Regions from separate parts of the Homo sapiens genome. Here region 2 is linked to region 1. Evidence: chromatin loops called from intact Hi-C (ENCODE). Cell type or tissue: mammary epithelial cell. All regions are shown on one strand. Each heading gives the region's core, and the rest is flanking DNA. Links, peaks and the distances in the headings are about the cores only.

Region 1 (11,989 bases), core at 2,767-10,766:
ATCATATTCACTTCATTCAATATGAAAAGCAAGTATAGATTTACAGTTTAATTGTTTTGAGACAGGGCAGGATTCCTAATCACATTTTTAGAAATGACTTTTGTGTCTCATATTGTTCATCTCCTCTATCCTCTCACCAAGATTCCACTGTGTTTCATACCAGCTTGTTCAGTTGAACAAGGTGGAGAAGCCCATTTACTGTTTGGATTAAATTTTTTTATCACCAGTGTATGAGGATTTGCATTAAATAAATTATAGGTAATTACATTAACAAACCAAGAAGACTTACAGTTAAAGAGGGCAAAAATATAATTTACTTAACTGCTCTATGAAATCTATTTGTGGATTTCTCTCTTCTCAAAGGAGAATTAATCAGAGAACAACTTTGTTGTTATTGTTGTTGTTGTCGTTTAAGAAAAAAAAGAAAGAATGAATGAAAGATCACATAGTAGCAGTGGTACCCTATTCACCTTGCAACAGTTGTACTCTGCGCACCTGCCCCAGGTTATAGCAACATCAAGGTCAAGCTCCCAATATTTCAAGTACAAATAAGACTTCACCTGTGCACAAACATGTGCTTACACACTTCCATCCTCCTGAATTTTCTTTCCAGACTGTTTTACAGATAAGGAAGCAGCTCTCAAAAGACCTCTCTCAGACATTTGAAAACACATTTTTTTTCAGAGTGCTAAATTCATGCTTCTTATTTTATATATGTTAGAAATAAACACATAAATAATAAACAGTCTTGCCTGGACTGGTTCATGTTCAATTCATAGGCACTGAGTATTCTTTATTAGGACATACTCACTATTGTTTGTTGAATTATTGCACTTTTAAGAAATCAATCTGAAGATTAAACATTAGGAGTCTCGATAAAAAACAAGTCTCTATACTTTATGAAGATCTTAGGAATTTCTAACTGACTTTGGAACAGCCATTTGTTAAAAAACACTTTCCCATCCCAAACTCCACTGACTCCATTTTTCTTCTGCACTAACTCTCCCTTCCTCCTCCCCCATATTTGGAGCAGCGTCTCTATGTCCCATTCACTCTCCTACACCTGCCAAATCACCAGTGACTATTTAGGGGCTAAGTGCAAAGGAGACTTCTAAATCCTCACTTTCATCAACTGTTGAGCAGCAACGGAAGCTGCTGAATGCTCCCTATTTCTTCTTGAAACACACTCTCTCCTTGTTTACTTGAGATGACACTATCCTTCCTCTGTCCATCTGGGAAATATTGGTGCTTTGAGGTTCTTGACTTGGGGCTCCTTTCTTCACTTCTCCCATTCTCTGAGTGACATTGTCTGTTCCCATGGCTTCTGAAATATAGGCATTCTTTGATCTAATTTTTTCTCCAGACCTACCCATATAGCCAACTGCCCCCTAACCATATCCATTTGGATCCCCCCAGACACCTATAACTCAGCATGCTAAAAATTCATTAGTCATTACTTTCTCTGATTGATTCCTTTTCATTGATTCTTAATCTCATTGAAAAACATCACCATGCACCCAGTTGCCCAAGTCTGAAATCAGGACATTGTCCTTGCTTCTTTTCACCCTTTCAAATCCTCTATCTAATCAGTAATTTTATATAATAAAAGGATTCTTGATTCCTTCTACACTTTTTCTTTCCCACTTCCATGACAGTAGTCCAGGCCACCATTATCTTTCATGGGGATTGATGCAAGAGCTTCTCACCTAGTCTCCCTTCCCCTAGTGTTGTGTCCTTCTGACCTAACCTCTGCCACCCAGCAGAAGTATCTTTCAAAGTTCATATTTGATGATGCTACTCTCCAGCTTCAAACCCTTTACCTGTTTTCCTTGGACTATAAGATAAAGTTCAACTTCCTTAATTTAGCTTAGAGAGTCTTTTATGATGTGACCTCCTCTTACTTCTCTGGCCTTGTCTCTCATAATTGTGTCATTCCATTGCTGACCACTCCAGCAACTACCTGCCATTCCTTGGATGTACCAAGCTCTGTCTGTGTCCCGTTCTTTGGATCTACTGTCCCTTCTCCAAGGAACGTTCTTCAGCTGCTCTTTATGTGGTTAACTCCTACTGAACCATCAAGTCTCAGCTGAGATACCACTTTCCCTGAGCCCTAAACCCTGGTTTAATGTTTCCTGTGGGCATATTTACCTTAGAGCTTACTGTGTCATAGTACATTGGAAGCTGATTTTTTTCTCTATCCTCCTCTAGCCTCAGCTGCCTAGGGGTAAACACACTACAGTGTTCACCCTTGTATTCTCAGATCTTAGTACACTGCCAGGCTCAATGGGTTTTCAAACATATTTACATAAAGAAAGAAAACAATGACAAAAGTGCAGATGACATGCCCATGGATACTCTGGACATAAATGCTTGTAATATTTCTCTCTGTAAGCGTTTCCAGTGGGAAGTTCAGCTTTTGTCTCAATTACTCTGATTGGCATGCAATCATGACAAGAAACTAAAGGAAGGAGATTGTTTTCTTGACATTTACTGAGAAGTATAGACAAGTACTGCCATGAACAAACATTCTTGCTAACAATTCTTGCTCTAAATTGGTTGATATAACATCCACTTGAGTCAAAATGATTAAGTAGGTATCCATTGAGTGTCATGCATCGCAATGGCAAAGCATTGGAGTTACAGAAAATAAGTAAAATCATCTCCCTTGCTCTTACAGATCTGACAGTCTAGGCACCCAATAGATGGGTAAACAAGTACTGAGAGATGTCATACTTGTCCTCAAGATAGTAGAAATTCAAGAAAGTAGTGACCATGGAGGACCTTAGGATTTGGGCTTTTACCCCAGTGGTGTTTGGCTGAGTTAATCTTTCTAAAATGTATTCATCATTCAATCAAGTGCTTCTTCTGGAGGCCAAGCATAATTAGAGATACAGAGATGAAAATGACAGTCATTACCCTCACAAGACCTATAATCTACCCAATAATAATGGGAGGCAAGCCTTTAGAGTTTTTTAATTTGGAGTTTTCAGAGATTTCCTGAAGCTTCTGGACTGACGTTTCTATTGTACTTGAGTCCCATCATTTGACATTAGAAGATCTCCTTCCAAGAAATATTTCTTACCACCAAAAGACAGTTAACTTTGACTTCAGACAGAACATTCTGGTCTGCACCCAGAACCTTTAATACCTGAATCTTTTAAATCAGTGATGGTCTCTTCTTCTAAAAAGTAAAAGGTAAATCAAATTCAGTATGTCTCAATTAATTGGAAGGGAGTTTCAAGCTCATAGGAAATGAACTACGAAGCCATGTTGGGATATGAACTGAATGGTTGCTATTGAGATGGAGCAAATGTACCTGGATATCATTAGGTGGAACCAGACTGGAAAATGGGGGTCCTTCCTTGACCTCAGTGAAGATTTGGCCCTTTCAGCCTCAAGTAGTATCCCAGCTCCAGAACTGGACCTGAGTTACTGGATAATGCTGTCATTAGGAAACTGTGACCACCTAGGAGTTGGACTGCTAAATGGGCAATGTCAGCAGGTTGTTACAGATACTCTATGCAGACCAAGCTTATTTGGCTCTTCTCAGCTCAGCCACCTGTTGTAAACAGCTGAGAGGGGCTTAGCTCCACGTGGAGGTTGTCACTATCTCTGGTATGTTGTCTCTCCCTGGGAACGGACATGAGTGTGGAAACAGGGAGGACACAGTTGATTCCTGCTTTCACTGAGTCACTCTGTCCATTAGGAGAAACAGTCCAGGCATGGCCAGCCAAAGGGAGGTTCTTCGCAGGATCTTCTGTCTCTTTGAAGATGGGATAATCTCAGGCCTAACCACAGAAGCAGTTCTGGAGAAGAGTCAGAATAGCAGATTGGAAACAGCTCACAGGGGCCTCTGAATGCTAAGTGGAGGGACTTAGAATTTATCCCAGAGGCCACAGAACACTATTAGAAGTTTCAGAGGTATAATAAAGGCCGTTGTGAGGTTAGGATGCTGGTTCAATGTCACAATTAGAGCAAGGCAGGAGGTAGAGAAGTCAAGGGCAGACTGGGAACCAGCTGGGCAGGCCACTCATTTTGGTTGAATTTGGCAAGACTGAGGAAGACAATCTACCAATAGAGGATGGATGAGAACACCAGAAAGCAAATAAAACAAGTCATTCAAAAATCCCAAGATCATCGTGGCTGGGCCAGAGAAAGAATCAGACAGAAGCAGCGCACGGCTCTGGAGAGTTGCAGGGAGAAGCATTGCTGCATCCGCTGTCTCCTTTTCTTTTTCTTTTTTTAAATATCAGCAATATCTTGGATCTGAATAGAGTTCTATCACAGATTAGGGTTTCTCTTTCCCCAGGGTTCCCAAAGACTGAGCAGGATCTTATTACAGATGCAGCGAAAAGGGTACGTTTTTCAGTATCAGACTGACCTCATCTGAATCTCAGCCTCACATCTCATTAACTACATGGGACCTTGGGCAAGCTACTTCACCCATCTGCAAAGTGGGAATCAATGATATGTATCTCATTTGGCTGTTGTAAATCTTAATCAAGTTAATATATGTAAAGTGTCTCATCAGTGCCTAGCGCATAGTGAGTTCCCAGCTTCTATAGCACCCTTTCATCTTTCTCTCCTTACAGCATCAGAGAGCTTGTCCTCTGTGGCTCCCGTTTCTCTCTGGCCAGAGGCAGAGCCTCCATGGGAGCATGGGAGGGATATAATCAGAACAGCAGCATTCTTTCATTATGACGTCAATTCAGCCATCCCTCAATTTACTGAGCCCCTGAAAGGCCATACAGTGAGCCATCATTGTAATGAAGTAAAAGTAGCTGGATACTCCAGGAAGCCCTTCTAGTGGCACTTTGTTAGGTGAGATGTGTCAGCATTGACTTCTTTTGTAAGTGCTACTTCTGTTGAATTCAATGCGTTGAAAGGTGGAATGCATTGATGAATGTATTCAGTGCCTTGGCCACTTCTCAGTTAGCTTTTAGAGTAGAGGACCTCATGGCCACATGACAGAGTCTAACTGTCAGTTTCCAGACATTTACTGTGCCCTTGGCCCTGCTTGGACTTTGGAAATCCAAAGATACATATGACCGACGCCTGCTCTGGGAGGAATTCCCTGTCCATGTGGAACACATCTATGCCCTTCTGGTCCAAGTGAGAAGAGAACATGAAGGAGCAAGTGTGCATGCCCATAAGTGCCGGTCCCTACTCAGTTCTCACTCAGTCCCACAGATACCCAGGTCTACTTTATGTAGGTCCTTGTGTTGGTTTCTGGCATTGCTGAGATGACAGAGGCCCCAGTCTCTGGAGCCTCAGAGATTTCATGGACACCTTTTTCTGCTTGAGCTCATGAGCCAGATATCACTCCTGGCCCAGGTCACTGGGTTACCAGATGCACGGGTGAAAGAGCTGCTCTTGAGCAAAGGGCCTGGGACACACATGCCGGAGAAGCATGGTGAGCCAGCCGCAGGGAGGAAGAGCACTTTGCAGGAGCATGCTGTGCGGGGTCTTGCTGCTGCTTTTCAGAAGCAGGAGAGCCATGAGCCTTGGGGTTCACATCAGCACCGAGACTGGCCTTTGGTGGCAGGGAGGATATGCGTACCGGGAGGGGTTGGCCATACTGGACCACAGGGCCACTGGTTGGGTTGTTCATAATTGATCTTTGGGGACACTTACTGCAACCCATTTATTAGGTGCCCCCTCTAAAGTGATGATCTCAATGAAGATGGTTCACATAGGCCCACTACTTCTAGAAGGCCCGAATCCCTGGACCTTCCCAACCACTTTTTCTCCCTGTTCCTGGGTTACATGGCTTAGCTGGATATTTTTGCACACAGCATTAAGGGCAAGTGCACTGTTCCTTTGAAAACAACAAGGGAACAAGGAGTTCAGTGTTGTGGACATTTAATGAACTTTCTCCTCCTAAGTACACAATACCAAATCAGCAGAATCACAGCTGTCTCCTCCCAGCTTTACCTAAATTCCCACATGTGCTACCTCAGTTAGGGAACTATGACTTCACCTGCCACTAGATGGCCCTCCATGTGCACATAAGCCGCTCCCACATAGCGAACTTGCATCAGATTTTCTGGATTTTTTTTTTTTTTTTTACATGTAGACACACATGTGCATACACAATCTTAACTTTTACCATCCTTGAAGCCAATAATCAACACTTTAGTTTTCCTTCTGGCATTCAAATGATAGAATGTATTCTCATTCTCTGGAAAATCAGTTTAACATCAGAATCTACAGATATTCCTGAATATTGTGGGCCACAAAGCACATATTAAGATGAATTTGAATTTATTCTATTAAATAGTATGCTTTGGTTTATCTTATAAATGCTGTATTTAACAGACTTGTTTCTAAATTAAATTTTTTTAAAGCACTGGAAGAGAAAGGAAGCACAAACATTTGAATAGTACTTGCTCCATGGAGGCGGGCAGTGTTCTGAGGTATTTTAAACATTAGCTCATTTAAGCTTCATAACTTTGATGTAGGTATTCCATATGCATCATTATAACCATTTTATAGATTGAGGAGAAAATCAGATTGCAGCATGAAAGGTGTTTAGATTCCCTTTTGCCTTCCTGTCAATTTTCTTACCTATAACATGGGAATAAAATAATCCCTAATTGCTGTGAAAGGATGTTGTAAACTCTAAAGCATTACACAAATGTTGTTATTATTATTATGACTTGGGTTTCATGGGAATATAATTTTCTTATGTGCTCAGGAGGCTTGTGATCATTCATTCATTCACATGAAAACATTTATGCAGGTCCCAGGTCATTGCCTCTGCATGAGACGTCTCATACCGAGATGCCTGTACTATTTCTAAAACAAATCTAGTCTGTCTTGAACTCTCTTATAGCTGAGGGTTCCAGGGAAGTTGCTGTGTGCTTTCAGCAGGTAATTCTCCCTTAGTCTCAGGATTTAGAAATGATGGATGTGGTAGGACAACTTCAGGGGTGGGACCTCTGCTGAACACAGAGGTGGCCGGTGCTGATTTCACATAAGCCAAGCCAGCGGGAAGAGGCAGGCTGTTTTTTAAAATTATTATTCTGGAGCACGATGTACTATCTCTGTATCCAAGAGTTCACATTTCAAGTGGACTATCAGATCATCTCTGTGACAGAGGGCTTTAATTAAAAGCATAAGTCTCTGGGTGGATTTTAAGTGGCATTGTTTTTCTTTGGACGTTATGCAAGCCACTTCTGTGCTGTAAAAGGGCTTTTAAAATTTGGCTTAAGGAAATTTGCTTTACCCCTCAGGCTTTGATCCCTGCGTGTGAATCATTTTGTATCTGGAGGTTCCAATTTGCAGTCTCCTGGGTGTAAGGAAAATTCTACCCTCACAGAACATTTTGGATTTGAAAACTGAGAAATCTGCATCATTCTCGACATAATAGCTGTTGTAAAATAGAATTAGGGCTGTTAAGTCTATAGGGATAAAGTTCACCAAAGAATATTTTAAACTTTAGTTTTAGTTCCTAAAGTTTTTGTCTCCAACTCCCATAATAAATGTACTGGGACAGTGACCTACCCACTCAACACCTGAAGCTCAGTGTTCTCTGCACTCAGGCCAGGTGGACTCAGCCATCGAGGCCATTGTCCCTGTCCAGCCTCCCAGGGGGCACGCATGAGCCAGGGCCAGGATACAGATACTTCTGCCTCAACACCATCTGTACCACCAGAAAAGGGCCCCAAAGGCCCTTCTCACTGCCATTTGTAAGGCAAAATGTCTCTATTTTATCTAAGACAGGAAAAAGGCAGAGAGATGCCAGAGAGAATGCAACGACTGTGCCCGTGAGAAACCAACAGTGCAGGGTGGCGATCTACCCGCAGCACATGCAGGATGCAGCGTTAGATGCTGACTCAGTTTCTCAGCCATACAGGAGAAAAGTTTCAGCATTTCTCAAACTCCATGACCATCCTTCAGTCGGCTACCCCAAGCCCCGTTTTGCTGCAGCCGGGTGAGGGCAGTAATGCAGCTCAGTAGGTTAAGGGGCCAGGCTGTCCTTGGACTTCAGATGATATCAGTTCAGTCCCTGGGACATCTTAAATTAGGGCCTCAAGCTTCAAATTCATGCCTTGGCCAACACGTTACCATAAATGATCACAGGGAGAAGAAACAGTCAGGCCAGGGATGGTGGCAGGTTCCTGTAATCCCAGCATTTTGGGAGGCTGAGGTGGGAGGATCACTTGAGGCCAGGAGTTCAAGACCAGCCTGGGAAACATAGCGAAACCCTGTCTCTACTAAAAATAAATAAACAAATAAACTTTTTTACAAAAAAGAGAAGAAATGGTCAGTTTACGTTGCATTTCCTTCTTTTCCTCAAGAAGAGGTGCCCCGTGGTGCCTGGGACAGCTGGGCCATCACATGGAAGTGGCTGAGAGGTGGGCTGGAAAGAAGAGGAAAATCCAGGGCTCCCACCAACCCCAGCCAATCTCTAGTCACTGGGCAACCTCAATCTACTTCTGGTCATAGTTTTACAATTTTGCGGGGGTAGGGGGGATGGAATCTTGCTCTGTCACCCAGGCTGGAGTGCAGTGGTGCAATCTCGGCTCACTGCAACCTCCAACTCCTGGGTTCAAGCAATTCTCCTGCCTCAGCCTCCCCAGTAGCTGGGATTATAGGCCTGTGCCACCATGCCTGGCTAATTTTTGTATTTTCCGTAGAGACGGGGTTTCATCATGTTGGCCAGGCTGGTCTTGAACTCCTGACTTCAAGCGATCCACCTGCCTCAGCCTCCCAAAGTGCTGAGATTACAGGCATGAGCCACTGTGCCCAGCAATAGTTTTACACTTTAATATTGCCAACTTTTTTTCAGCCCAGCCTGTGCAGCCACACAAATGCAAAAAGGTTAGCTTAGGAAGTTGTCAACATCATTATACTATAAAAATCAATAAATGGAACCTTCTTGCTTCCCACAGTAGTCCATGCTAAGCTTGGCTTCACCATCCCTTGCTTGGACAACTCCTAATTGTTCTTTATGGTTTCACTCTGTAACCCTTTCATACATCCAAATCCGTTCTTTTCACATCTGTCCACATGGTCTTTCTAGAACATAGCCAATCCTATCACTGACTTAAAGCAAACACATAAACAGGCAGACAGACAAACAAGAAACTCAAATGGCTTTCTGTTACTTTCCGAATCAGACTCATTAGTGTGGCATTCAAGAGCCATCATATCCTGAGCCTGATCCTCCCTGTCACTTTCTTTCCCTCATGAGTGCACTCAGATAGGCCAGTCCTACAGAGGTCCTCATTCACTCACTTGAGCCTGCCTTGCACATTTCTGCATCAAAGCCCCTTTGTCCATGTTATCATCCTAGCTTGAAATGCTGTCTGAACACCTCTATGCCTTGATCATTTTTCTCTTCAAGATCCTACTGACATGTTCCAACCTCCTGAAATCCTGCCCTGCCTCCCCACAAGCAGAGTTACTCAGACTCTCTTCTTTGCATTCCTGCAGCATTTTGGTCTTGCAATTTGAGCTCTACTGTGCACTGCATTGTAACTATTCATATAGCTTCCTCCCTCATGAGATGATGAATTTCTCAAAAGTAGAGACTGGGCAGCTGTTACTGAATATAGCCCAACACTTGCTTGATAATGCTCGATAAACATGAATGAGTGACCCAGAACATTTCAAACTTCCCTTCCAAGACCTGAAAGACTCATATTTCTGGGTGTTTTAAGCTCTGTGATTTCTGCTCTGGTCACCTGGGCCAGGAACTGCCTGCCTCTATTTTCATTTCAGGCCTTTCTCTCTCTGCCAGATGCCTTGATCTCTGAGCCGAGTATACCTTGACCCAAAGCCATGATGCAGCCCTCAGCTTCTGAGAGGAAGGGGTAGGGTTCAGTAGTTGCGCCTCTGAGAACATGACAGAGAACAATAGCAGGAAGCAGCCAAGCGGGAAACAATCAGCCCGGCACAACCCATGTGGAGGAGCTTCCTGATTGGCTTGATCTGGTGGGAGCAGGAACTCTTACAATAACTCTGGAATTATCCCAGTGGGATGACAAATTTCTCCACTGAGGAGAAGCTGTCACCTGGTAATGTCAAGCACGGAAAACACAGTTAGCAAAAAACAAAACAAAACCCAAGACAAAGTTCTCTTGAGGAAGAGCAGTTTGGATCAGTTGGAAGCCTCCCAGCCACTGCCATAGCACCCCATGCCGACCTCCTTCCTAGTCTCTGTTTCAGGTACAATTAAGTCGTCATCTCTACCTTCCGGATAGATATCATTCTGCCGTCCATGGCTCAAAGGTCAGAGGTGCTGTTTATTCTTTGGTGTCCTTTTGGGTAGTTTAGGGAAATCCATGCTGTAGGTGACCACAAGAGAGAATGTTCCCTTTTAGAACTATATTGATTGAGCACAGGCTGTGTGCAAATACTCTTCTAGGCACTGTGGATGCCATAGCAATACATGCTGTTTCTGCTTTCATAGAGCAGTGATTTCCAAATCCTGTGTATCCTATGGAAAGACCAAGCCAGGCAAGGGGTGGAGTGACAGGAGCTCCCAGTCAGCTTTCTCCTTAAACCACAGCAGCTCCCTTTGATCAAGATGTTGGAAAAGAAAAATCTACCCCAAAAAGAGGAAATGCTGAAAACATTTGGATTGGGAGTGGTTTCATTTGCTCTTAGGCAGGACACACTGCAGGGTAGCAGTTAATATTCTAGGCTCTAGCTACAAGCAGACCTGGGTTTGAATCCCAGCTCTGCCACTTACTGGTGGAAGGTCATAAGTTGCTTGAACTCTCTCAACCTCAAGTTCTTCATCTGTCAAGTGCGAATAACAGTAGTAGATATTTTACCAAGTGCAAAGAATTGAATAATGCTTACAAACCATTTAGCATATCATCTGGCATTGTCTATTACAGTAAATGCTCAGTAAATGTGAACTATTTTACCCCTGTTGTTTGACGTTAATTTTTTTTCAATGAATGACTCATTGAGATACTAACTCATGCGTCTTGAAAACACTACCAGTCTCTCCAGAGTAACCTCCAATATGGACAACAGGCAAAAATATGGTGATTATTCCCAGTTTGGGCATTTGTGAAAGATGTGGCTGAGGCTGTATGGATGCGTGTGCACACACACACACACACACACACACACACAGAGGCCGATGGGAAAATCTAACTCAGCAGGAAAGCTATCACAGAGCGCTGGATTTAGGCACAATGAGTAAACAGGGATTTGGAAGAGAGGAATGCACCACATAAACAATTTTCACAATCTGGTATGAAAGCCCAGATGCTTCCTGCATGAAGGGGTGAACTCAGAGAGCGTCACAGGGCAAAATGAAGTAAATGCTGAGACTGTCCATCATTCTGGCCCAATTCCTACATATCTGTGCATCTTCTACTTATGGTTTTATTTAGGTGAGAATAAATAAGAGTACCTCATAGTAGATAAGAATAGTACATTACACACGCGCGCACGCACACACACACACACACACCTGGGGTTAGATGAAATTGTATATTTGGGGAACTTGGGGTAAAGAGTACAGAGCCACACAGCAGTTACCTTCTGCATCCTCCTGCTTCAGAGAAAGCAAATAAGACCAGTTTCTTTTTAATCTGTTGTTTTTACTAAGTCCAGGATTGATGTTAATTTGAATTTGTTCTTTTAAGATTCATTTTTGACTGAAAGAACTGAGCCGGAAGGTCTGCTTGAGGCTACTTCCAGTTGAGAAACAATTTATGTGTTCATTGAGACAGTCATTTACTCAACCAACACTTACTGAGAACTTTCAATGAGGCAGGTTCCTTGCTAGATACAGGCCAGCTAGATGCTAGAAGCCATCATCAAAGGAAGATGAAAAAGTGATGGTAATTATCCTCTAGAGGTTTGTAAACTGGAGTTAGGGAAGGGAGCCCAAAATCCATGAATGAGTGATTAAAATACAGTGGGATAAAGTTGGTGGTAGAAATATGTCCATGAGATATGGCAGCAAAGAAGAAGAGCACCTTCATGGGAAAAGTCCAAAGAAGACTTCCATAAAGAG
Region 2 (11,989 bases), core at 2,095-10,094, 720 kb after region 1:
AGCATTATTGAGATTAAATTTATTTACCATAAAGCTCACCCAGGTAGCAGTGGCTGCCAGCTATACCCTTTCATAGAATTAGCCTTTTCTTTAGGCTTTGCTCTTCTCAAAACAAATACTTCCCTTTTTGTTCTCTTGTTTCCTCTTGTAAGTCCCTAGGATTATTAAACATAGGGCTTGAATTTCACTTTGAAATGTTTTCCACGTTTGTGGTAATAATGTCACCTGAGGGTTTCTACTAGATTAAGTAAAGGAAGAAACAGAGTGGGAGGGGAATGAAGTGTGACAAACTCTCTTATAAAAGATAAGGCAAAAATGGCAGTCAATTATTGTTTCTGATAAATGTAATGTCATCCAATAATTTATAGTAATTCTGAGAACTATAGCCAGTAAAATGAATTTGCATAGTCTGTCTTCTTTAGGACACTGATTTTCAAACTTGAATGCACACTGGAATCACCCGAGGAATTTAAAAAAACACCGACACCTGGATCCCACACAAGGACCCTGATTTAAATGGTATGAATTGCAACCTGAGCATCAAGATTTTTTAAAGTTCCCTAGGTGATTCTATTGTGCTACGAAGTGACTCTTTTACTGCAAACTTGTTAGCATGATCAGAATCACCAGGGGAGTTTGATAAAATAGATTGCTAGAGTTTTTGATTCAGTACATTTGGGTGAGACCAGAGAATTTCAAGTTCTAGCAAATTTTTGGCTAAAACTGATGCTATTTTTCTGGAGACTATATCTTGAGAATCACTGCTTTAGAGCACTTTAATATGCAAATGAATCACCTGAGGATTCTGTTAAAAGGCAGTTTTGATTCAGTAGATATGGAACTGGACCTGAAATTCTGCATTTCTAATAAGCTCTTAAGTTATGCCAGTGCTGCTGATCCATGGATCACACTTTAAACAGCAAAAGATTAGAGTACAGAGGTTAACAATTATAATTAGAGAATACAGTAAATAAATTTTATTTTGTAAAAATATTGAGAAAAAAATTAGCACCAAAGCACCAATTTAAAGGATATTTTATTCCTTAATTTCCATATTATTACATGGATACATGATTTTTTAAAATTCCATGATCTTTGAGAAATTAACAAAATATTTTGGAAATGTTGTATCATGAGGAATTCAAAATTACTCTCTTTTTTTAAGGTAAAGGTGTCAATATTCAAGAATGCCCCCCAAATCATTGAATGATTACATATTTTAACAGCTTTATTGAGATATAATTTACTCATTTGAAGTGTACAATTTTATGGTTTTCAGTATCTTTTCATCATCACAAAAGAAAACTCATTGTTCATCACTCCCCATTTTTCTACTATCTGAGTCCTAGGCAGTAACTAAGCTGCTTTCTGCCTCCATAAGTTGCCTATTCCGGACATATCATATAAATGGGATCACACAATACGCAGTCTTTTGTTCCTTCATTTATCGTAACACTTGCTTTTCCATGATATAATCCCATCAACATTATATATGGATATTTTTCTGGTGATATTTAAAAATTAATATTCAGCTGTTCCATCTATTGGTTTATTTTTAAGTGTAAATAATCAATTCTAACCAAGAATGTAGAAGTAAACCAGTAACTCACATTTCTGCTTTTAAGTATACTAAGAACAGTATCAAATGTGGCTCTCACAGTTCTGAAACTTAAGAGGAACGCATGGAGATTCTGATTGTGATATTTATGTCTATGTATTTTTTCTCTTGATTTTGGTAATTTACAATATGGGAATAAGTCCATCTTCCAAAACCTAATTAGGAATACAGTGTTTAGCAGATCAGTAATATGTGTATTTCTCTCTTTCTAATTAGGATAATCCTCACCAGCCTCAGAGTTCATGTCTGAAAGTATAGAGGCGGCAGATAACCAATGCAAGTGAACATGGGTGAAAATGGATGAAAGTCCATCTGGGCTGTCTGCAAAATGAGAAGATTCTAGACACTGTTTCTTAAATACCTTGGAGGCGAGGATCACAAAATGCTCTCAGAAGTTTATGAAAGCTATGGAGTCTCCGGAAATATTCAGAATTTTGCATGTAATTTTCATAGATTGCAGATTCCCTGAAGAACACCAGTAGTTGAGGACTCCTAGAACCCAGGTTAACAGTAGCTAGGGTTCATGCAGTACTTGACATGTAGTAAGTTATAAATGTTTGTGATGATGAGAATTAATAGCTTTGTTTCATGGAGTGAAGAATGAGAAAAAAAATACTTGTTTTTATAAATGGAGTTTTTAATGATTACAGAAAATATGTTTCCAGAGCCTGGAAACAGGCTGCTTGTTAACATTCATTATCAGTGTTTATTATTTTTAATGCTCATTCTTTTGTTTTTAATTGGCAGTTTTGGCAATATGGAATAGTCCATTTAGGAACTCCTGACTACTTGTTATTTACTTTATACCAAGCACGCTGATAATCAATTTACCTGGATTAGCTCATTTAATCCAAACAAATCCCAATAAGTAGGTTTCTCTAATAAAGAAGTTGAGACTTAGAGTAACTCGTAATGGTCCCAAAGACTGTCATGTGTAGGGAACAACTTTGTTTCATGAAGTGAAGAATGTATAGAACACAAACTATTTTTTATAACCACCTTCATTGGCAAAATAATTGCTGAAAAATTCCTACAGATTCCAGCAAGCATTTGTTAATAATAATTTGTTGCTTTGTGTTGATGTATAATCTGGCTTTCACTGATATTTTAGTAAGGACTCTGCACAGGATAAGTATGGATAGCTAGCTAGAAGCTATTCTCACTCTTCTCTTCAGCATGGTGACTTGAATTTCCATGGTATAGTTTCAACATTGTCATTTGGTTTCCTCATTATCTTTGGCTTTTCCAAGAGCATGCTACCTATATTATAAACTGAACCTTATTTTATGTTCTATAGCTCCATAGCTTGTTTCTGCTTCATTCAACCTGATTTCATGCTAAACATGAAAGTAGCTATAAAATTCCTACTTTAAAGTGTTAATTGAAAGATTATGAAGAAAAGAACAGGGTTTTAGTAAAGACTATATTTAACTGATGGTAAAGACTATCATGACCAAATTTATTTGGCAAATGTTTGCCACTAATGTTGACAGGTAATGTAAATGGCTCATACTATAATAATCTGCTTTCTTTTTTTGTCTTCTTCCAGGTTCTGGATGAAGCCTTCCACCATTTTAAAGCTCCTTTTATGGATATTTCTGGTTTTGGTCTCAGATTTTCATTCTCCAAACATTCTCTTTAGATGACCACATTCACTTTCAAGTATTCATGCCAAATAAATCTTCATTTCCAGCCCAGACCTCCCTCCAAACTCTTGGTTTGTTTAGTCACTTGCAACACAGATTATTCATCCAGATTTCCATGGGCATCTCAAAATCAACACATCCAAAATGAAGTTATCATCCCTGATAATCCTCCTAGCTCCTGTCCCATTCATCTCCCTCCCATCTCTCACCCATAAAGAATTAACTACTGATGTTTCTCACTAACCAACCCATAATAATGACCTGCATTAATTAATCCATGTGCAATTCAGAATTACTTACATTCATTTATCCATGTGATATTTTCACTCATTAATCACCATCGTCTGCATATGTAAACAGGAACAACAACATCCACCTATCCCAGCAGGGGTTTTGCAATTACTTTAAAGCCTTTTCAAATATATTTTTGTGTGATTAAAATGATGGAGATATTTCAAATGAATTCAAGTATAAAATGCAAAATATTCCAACTTCATAAACTGTTTACTTCTGGCTTAGAAAATGTTAATATTTTTACTCAACCCATCTGGCTCTGGAGATGCTGTGTGTGCTTGATAATTGTATGTGAAAATTATTATTTGCATCTTTAAAAATTACTTGAGGAATGCTATTTATTAAACTTGTTATTCCTATCTATTTTTTGACAACATAATACAACTTTAAATTCAAAAGAAAAATTGACAAGACATATTTTAGCAGTTTAAAATGAACATCACAGATACAAAATGATCAAAGTAAAATATTATTAGCTGTAGATGACTCAAATATTTCCTCGTCTTACTGTCTTTTGTTTTGATGTGATTTCCTTCCATCCTTAAAAAATCCTGTAGCACCATCTGCTCCTATAACACTTTGGCATGCTTAAAAATTTCATTTCCAGACTCGGCAGTTTTGAAATACTTCCATGGACATTTCTTAAAGAAAATAAGTTGGAAGAATTTCCATTCCTCCCAGCTTGTTTCTTAATAAACAGCAGACGAAGTACTCAAGAAACACAGAGCTATATAAATGTTTTGTTATAATCAGACATTTCCCTTCTGATTTTCCCTCTGACCCTGTGGCTATATTATGCCTGAGGAAACAGTATTTTATATGCTATGTGCACAGTTTATGCAACAATTTTTTAATATGCAGATCTGGTTTTATAATCTGAATTCTAAAATGTAATGAATTTCCATGAAGTGTATGTTTCATGGATAAGCCAGCATTTAATAAATGACTAGATTACCCAAACACTCCAAGGGAAGTTGGAGACTAAGCAAGTAATATCAGTAAAAATAATCCAATAAACTAAATAGATTCTCCTTCTACGAAATTTAACCATACATTTAGAAAAAATTAGACTTCCAGTTTTTGACAGCGGTAATGGAAAATTAAGTGGCTCATTTTTTCAATGTGTATGACTCCAAGTCGTTGAAACTGATACAGAAGTATAAATAAGAGGTATTAAGTGATGCTGAAACTGTGGTAGGAGAAATAGCAATGGACTAATGGCCTCCTCAGGGAAGCCTAAATATAGGTGTTGCATTGTTTACAAATATATTCATCCTTTTAGTCACTTATTCAGCATATATCAAACACCTACTATGTCTAGATTTCATGTTAGTTTCTGCAATGAATCAATAATTTCCTTGTCATTTTAAAATAATATTTATCTATCATCTTAGAGATGCAACTTGGTCCCCTTCATCCAGCAATTTCTACTCTAACCCGTTTTTCACATAATAGCCAGAGTAAATTTTGTAAAGTTACAATTGTATTGTAGGATAAAGGTCTAACTCCTTAATGTGGTTTACAATGCCCTTTACAAAAGTCTCACTTTTACTTACCCTCTTAGTCTCTGCCTTTCTACACTTACTGTCTAGCCATACTGAATTACTTCGCTGTCACTCGAGACTTAGTTCTTTGCATGCTCTTTCCTCCACCAAAAATATTTTTTTTTCTCCTCTCCTTACCTGGCTTCTTTTTTAAAAACTTTTATTTATTTATTTATTTATTTTGAGACAGAGTCTCTCTCTATCACCCAGGTGGGAGTGCAGGGGTGCAATCTCGGGCTCACTGCAACCTCTGCCTTCCAGGTTCAAGCGATCCTCCTGCCTCACCCTCCCAAGTAGCTGGGATTACAGGCATGCACCACCATGCCTGGCTAATTTTTGTAGTTTTAGTAGAGACGGGGTTTCACCATGTTGGCCAGGCTGGTCTCAAACTCCTGACCTCAAGTGATCTGCCTGAGGCCTCCCAAAGTACTGGGATTACAGGCGTGAGCCACCGTTCCCGGCCTCTTTACCTGACTTCTTTTCTTTACCCTTTAGTTTCTGACATAAACATCTTATCAGTGAAACCTTCCCTAAGGAACAATGCCAAGTCAGATGACCATAGTGACCTATGCTTTCCACCTTGCAGCACATAACACAGCCAGTTATTTATTTCCTTGCCTCTTCTACTGGACTGTAAACCCCTTGAGGACAGGAAATATACTTTGCTTGCCCTGGAAACCTCGTTATGTGAAATAGCACTTTGGCATACCTTGGTAAAAAAAAGGCTGAATGAGGAAGTGGAAGAGTGAGCCATGCATTCTTCCTGTCTCTCTGAGTGAGGTCATTCAAAATGGCAAGGGTGTAAAGACGAGGGAGGCATTCATTTGCCTTGCCACTTGACTACATGGGTTGGAATATTTGATGGTAAATGCACATACTTAATCATACTCTTTTTTAAACACTACATTTAAATTCTAATTTACTATTAAAATATTTCCAACTTAAATCAGTAATGCCTTAATTTTTCTTATGGAGAAGAGTGTGTGACTTACTCTTCTTGTTTACTTTAGTGCATTATGATGGACTGAAATACAAAACAATTCCAAGATCAACTTAAATATATTTTTCTTGTTTTGGAAGCAGAATAATAATAACAAATTAACTAATCTAGAGAAATAAATATGTTCAGTAGAGAGATAATTGCATTTGCTTGGGTAAAATATTTTGGCTTGCTCAGTATCACATGTATACAGCTGTATTTCTAAAACAACTTTATTCATAAATAACATTTCTTTAAATATTTATTGATAATGATATGGCAATCTAGTATACTATGACTTTAACCTCTATAGATTCTAAGATCAAATATGTAAATGAAATAAACATACATCTATGCATATTCAACTAGGAAGCATTGTATTGAAACACTAATGATAGTATTAAGGGTTGAATTTTATTTTCATTTTTTTACTTTTCTATATTTTTCCAAACTTTGAGAATGAGCACATAGAAAAGAAAACCAATTAACATTTTTATATATGAGATAGAGCAGAAAAGATAATGACATTGTTCAAGAGAGAAATAGTAGATATGGGTGTTCCATAAGTTTCTTGCTAGCTTTAAAACTAATTTTATGAGTTCTCAATTGTACTGTCAAAAAATATATAGATTTCAATCCAGTAGAGATTCAAATAGAAATATCTGTCAAATATTCTTTCTTAATAGATAATTAATGAAAAAGCATACAATATGACTGTCATAAAAGGTGAATGCCTTTCACCTCATGGGCACTTACGTATCTAATGAATCCATGAACTGGTCAATGAATAGAAACTGAAGTTTGTGTATTAAAATCCTGTCTCTGCTGCCCTCCAGTGGCTTAACTCTGAAGAACTTCAAAAGAGAAAATCAAGTGCCATCTATTCCCAGATCCTTATTTGTGGTGAGTATGAATGCTCAGGTGTGTGAGCTTGGGATTTTTCCTGGACAGTTTTGTATTTGTCCTATTAGATATTACCTTGGTATATCAAGACCAAATTCCCAAGACTAAATGCATTACCCATCTCCTCCCACCTGCAGAAGGGTAAGCTGGAGCAACTGCCATAAATGGTGCCAATAAATACTAGCATTTGTTCGTGGACAGTTTATAGAGACTTTTCAATTGTGTTATCACAGAAAACTCCTAGTAAGAAATAGTGGTGATAGCAATTGCATCTCGTTTATTAGAAATTTCTCTGATTCCCTTTACAAAGTGGGTGATGGTGTCAGTGTTATCTTTAGGTATGAAAACCCTATGAACAGCTTATAGTCTAAAACTTACAATGTGGTGCTGTAGAAAGATGTTAGCTTAGCAGCAAACATCATCAATAAATATCTTCTGCAATCTGGTAACCATTAGAATTATATATTTTTTATTGCCCTGGACTATGAGAATTACATTCTGAATTCATTTGGTATCTTGTGTAGGCATAGGAGAAAACCTTTTTGTATCTAAGAAAATGGGGTTTTTGACATTGACTATCACCTGTTCCCAGATCTCCTAGGACTCAGACCTCAGACCTCACACCCCTGAAAGCTGAAACCTCGGGGGTTTCAGATAGTGATCTCTAATTGAGTTCTTGTCTAGATGAATTCTTAAAATATTTTACCTTTCCCTGTTATTGTGGTTCTGGAATATTCTTTTGGTTTTAGCCAAGGAAATCTCTCAATTTCTTCAAAAGTTTGCTACTGTGCCTCTAGGTGGTACAATTATTTCCATCTTTTTGCTCATTTGCAGCCTGTCTTTTTGGATTATAGTCTCTCACTACTTAAGCAATTTCTTCCTTTTCTGTAGTATGTCTCATTTGTCCTTCATAATAATGAATGTCTGTGTTTTTTATTCTCAGGTAGATTACTGGAATTTTACGTATATTTTATTGGTGTTCTCATGAATGCTTGGATTTAACAATTGTACCATTTTCCAACGTTCTATGTCATAGTAATTTTGCAACTTGTTTTCAATTAATAATATGTTGAGAATAGTGTACATAAAATGCATTTTAGAACTAATCCTAAGATAAAGTGTCTCACCAAAGCATATTTTATAACAATAAAGCAGTAGAAAAAATAAGTTAACTAAATGTCCAACAAGTGGAGATGTATTATATAAATTCAGTACCATCAAAAATGTAATATTACTCAGTAATTAAAATTATATTTTATTTAAATGTTCATTGGCTTGTGAAAAGTCTATAACATACCAAGTAGAAGTTAAAGTTATATTTTGTAAGTTAAAAAAATTTTAAAAGGTGAGAAGTATATACAAGATTTTTCCCATTTTTTTAGAAATGGATATGCATGTGTATATTGTATGTATGTTTATATGTTATGTATATGCACACAAAAATGCCTAAAAGGATATGAGTTACTAATAGTGATTTTATCTTTGGTGTGGTTGTCATTATTTAAATCTAAAATAAAAAAAATCTTAACTCCATTATCCTTCATGAAGCCCTTAATCTAATCGAATAGTTCCTTAAACTCTAGCATATACTACTTTTATGCTGTTGGTGGGACTGTAAACTAGTTCAACCGTTATGGAAGTCAGTGTGGCGATTCCTCAGGGATCTAGAACTAGAAATACCATTTGACCCAGCAATCCCATTACTGGGTATATCAAAGGACTATAAATCATGCTGCTATAAAGACACATGCACACGTATGTTTATTGCAGAACTATTCACAGTAGCAAAGACTTGGAACCAACCCAAATGTCCAACAATGATAGACTGGATTAAGAAAATGTGGCACATATACACCATGGAATAATACTATGCAGACATAAAAAAGGATGAGTTCATGTCCTTTGTAGGGACATGGATGAAGCTGGAAACCATCATTCTCAGCCAACTATCACAAGGACAAAAAACCAAACACCTCATGTTCTCACTCATAGGTGGGAATTGAACGATGAGAACACATGGACACAGGAAGGGGAACATCACACACTGGGGCCTGTTGTGGGGTGCGGGGAGAGCGGAGGGATAGCATTAGGAGATATACCTAATGTTAAATGACGAGTTAATAGGTGCAGCACACCAACATGGCACATGTATATATATGTAACTAACCTGCACGTTGTGCACATGTACCCTAAAACTTAAAAGTATAAAAAAAAATAAATTAAAATAAACAGCTGAAATGAAAAAAAAAAAAACTCTAGCATATACTTTCAGTTTCCTAAACACTCTCATAAATGTATTGTAGTGCAATAAAATCTAACACATTATAATGCCATCTTTATTCTATCATCTCCTATCAGTTCTTAGTGGAATAAATTTGAGATCAGAACAGTAAGATAATTCTATTGACCAATGGACATTACTGAATCGGGGGAAATTCCAAAGTGGAAATGCACTGTGTCACACGTTTGTTTATTATAGTTGCAGCCTCAGCATTCATAAGTTGTTAGGAATCCCATAACCACTTAGGACTGACATAAGTTGTTTGAATCCCAGTCATACCCCGTCACCTTTGGCCTAGTTAAAACTCCCCCTTCCTGCGAGGTTGTTTGCAAAATAACATGCTTATGCCTCATACCACTGATCCAAAACCCAATGCATCCCACCATTGCCAAGCACAATAACACCTAATGGTCAACACCAGAGCTCTAAAAATAAGTTCCTCATTCACACATGTTTTCTTTACACTAGCCAATCCACAACTTCCGCAGGAAAAACTAAGGGATAGTGCCCGTGGCTTTGGTCCTTCCTAAAGACATAGCCCCACAGGTTCCCCTCCTCCCCATCTCATTGCCCACCCACTGGTTGAGCTTCCTGCTACCACCTACAGATTTCCCCATAGGCCTCACATTGGCACCCCCAACCTCTCTGGAACCGGTGAGTAATAAATTGCTTCTGTTTTATGCATTTTGGTTTCACAACCTCACTGAGTCTCACTTGGCTGACATACTTGAGGCTAACTTTCCCCCTATCAGGGCTCTCCTAGGGAGTGTCTATCTCGGCTTATGGCGACTCTCAAGAGAGAGATCACAAAAACAAAGCAGACAGAAATGATAACAATAGAAATCATAACACACTGCATTGGAGAAGTACAGAGAGTTTTCTTCAGACCTCTTAGGTTCTGTGGCTGGGTCTGAGAATTAAAGTAACAGAAGACATATTAACAAGAGAAAAACATACAAGTTTAATTTTTTTCATATGTACACGGGAGTCTTCATAAGGAAAATTAAGACCTGAAGAAGTTATTAGGCCTCAATAGTTATATATCTTTTTAAACAAACAACAATAAATTGTGAGGATGTGACAACAAAGAGGCTTGGGCCAAAGGCAGTAAATGTGGGACAGTGACTAGGAAATATATGGGAGAGACTAGTGGAAGATAAGGACTATTATAATAGATTTGTTTGTACGATTGATTTTGGTGTCAACTCCAAGTCTCCAGTGATAAAGATGGTCTTCTCTTCCTGGTACAAGAAGGGCATCTTTTTCACGGGAAATTTTATGGCCTGCTTTTAGATAAAAGGTGTTCAAAGCGTATTTTCTGTATCTGCTGATTCTCAAGTGTCTCCAGCTCAAAATAATCAATATGCAAAACAATAAATTTGGGGGTGACGTGTTCTGAACCCCTTTAGAAGAAAAATACATCAAGTTTGGTTAATAGACAAAAAATAAAACAAGATAAATAGATAAATTAAAAAGACATTTGTCATTGAGATTTATGGAGAGACACACAACAAAAGGCAAACAAATTGACCAATCTGTGGAATGCCTTCCATTCCTGTTGCAACAAAAGTAGACAAATAACACAATAATAATTTGACCTGATAGAATTAAAATTTTACCAAAAGCTGAACAGAGCATATAACACTCCCAATTTTCCTGGCAATGGGGCTGTCATTTCTATAATAATTACATTTTAATGAGGATAAAACATATCCAAATAAGATAAGCAATAATTAAAATCTGAGTCACATGTGTTCTACTTAGTTCCACTTTAAGGAAAGATCTGAAGAGGAATTGAGAGATTTTTGTTGCAGGCCAAAAATAAAGTTATGAGAAAATAATTTGAGTGATATAAATGAATGATAAAATTAAGCCTTTGTTCTGAAGAGCCTCTGGGTATCACACAACTGTGTTTGTCCCAGTGTCTTTGATGGTGATAGCCACATTGTCTCACCTGTTCTTCCCATCAGCATTTCTGATTGGAGAAAATGAAGACTAGAAAGTGGCAAAAGCTCATTCTTTCAGTGGCCTGAGAAACCCAGTAGCCATAATGAAAAATGTTGACAGATTTTAACTATATAATTACTTAAATACTCTTTCGGGATAATGATGGTTCATAAACAAGATTAAAAAGGCAAATAATAGAGGAAAATGTTGCAACACATGAATCATGAATTAATGTCTTAAATCTTTCAAATCAATAAGGAAAGGCAAAACTTGACTGAAAAGTGAACAAAGGATGGAGCAGGCAATTCATAGGAGTAATGCAAATGGTGTAGGAACACAAAAAGTAAATCATCTTCTCTGGGAACCCTAGAAATGCACACTAAAACAAAAATGAAATTCTCTTTTACTCCATCAGTTTAGCAGTGGTGTAAGCACAGAGGCATTCTCATCTGTTGTTACTGAGAGGCAAATTAACAGAGCCTTTGGGAAGGCAGTGTTACACCCTCTAAAAATATTTAAAATGTGAAAAGCTAAGACAGCAATTTCACTTCAAGGAATTTAATCTCTAAAACTATAATGCACACATATATACACATAAGCAAACAGGATAAAAATATTTATGTATGAAATTGTTCCCTGTAGAAATATTTGTGTAGCAGTCAAATTGTAATCAATATAAAGGATGAAATAAATTATAATATGTGCTTATTACTAGTATGCTGCAATGCAATGTTTCCACTTAAAATGGGTTAGAACTATGTGTACAAACATTGAATG

Evidence for each region. A loop is a pair of places that touch in the nucleus more often than their neighbours do. Peaks named below come from ENCODE experiments on the same cell type or tissue, not always from the same donor. Only the 100,000 strongest peaks of a DNase experiment are listed, where the experiment ranks them.
Region 2: it touches region 1 in a loop (12-fold over the local background); 9 of 110 quality-filtered maps call a loop at or near these places.

The regions. Positions count from the first base shown.
Region 1 is chr9:109,897,742-109,909,730 of GRCh38, forward strand. All of the region lies in intron 3 of PALM2AKAP2 (PALM2 and AKAP2 fusion), which reads left to right. Among named protein-coding and RNA genes, the nearest start is that of PALM2AKAP2, 120 kb to the left of the region's middle. RefSeq lists enhancers at 9,303-9,382, 9,463-9,532. In mammary epithelial cell, for the core only: a CTCF peak has its summit at 5,997 (motif pointing right); a DNase peak (open chromatin) is centred at 5,980.
Region 2 is chr9:110,616,734-110,628,722 of GRCh38, forward strand. It overlaps LOC105376218 (a long non-coding RNA gene), which reads left to right. Exons shown (of 3, transcript XR_007061731.1): 1 at 1-519; 2 at 1,835-2,058; 3 at 3,168-8,409. Among named protein-coding and RNA genes, the nearest start is that of SVEP1, 43 kb to the left of the region's middle. RefSeq lists enhancers at 556-725, 3,546-3,715, 4,387-4,556, 9,654-9,823. In mammary epithelial cell, for the core only: a CTCF peak has its summit at 6,919 (motif pointing left); a DNase peak (open chromatin) is centred at 9,968.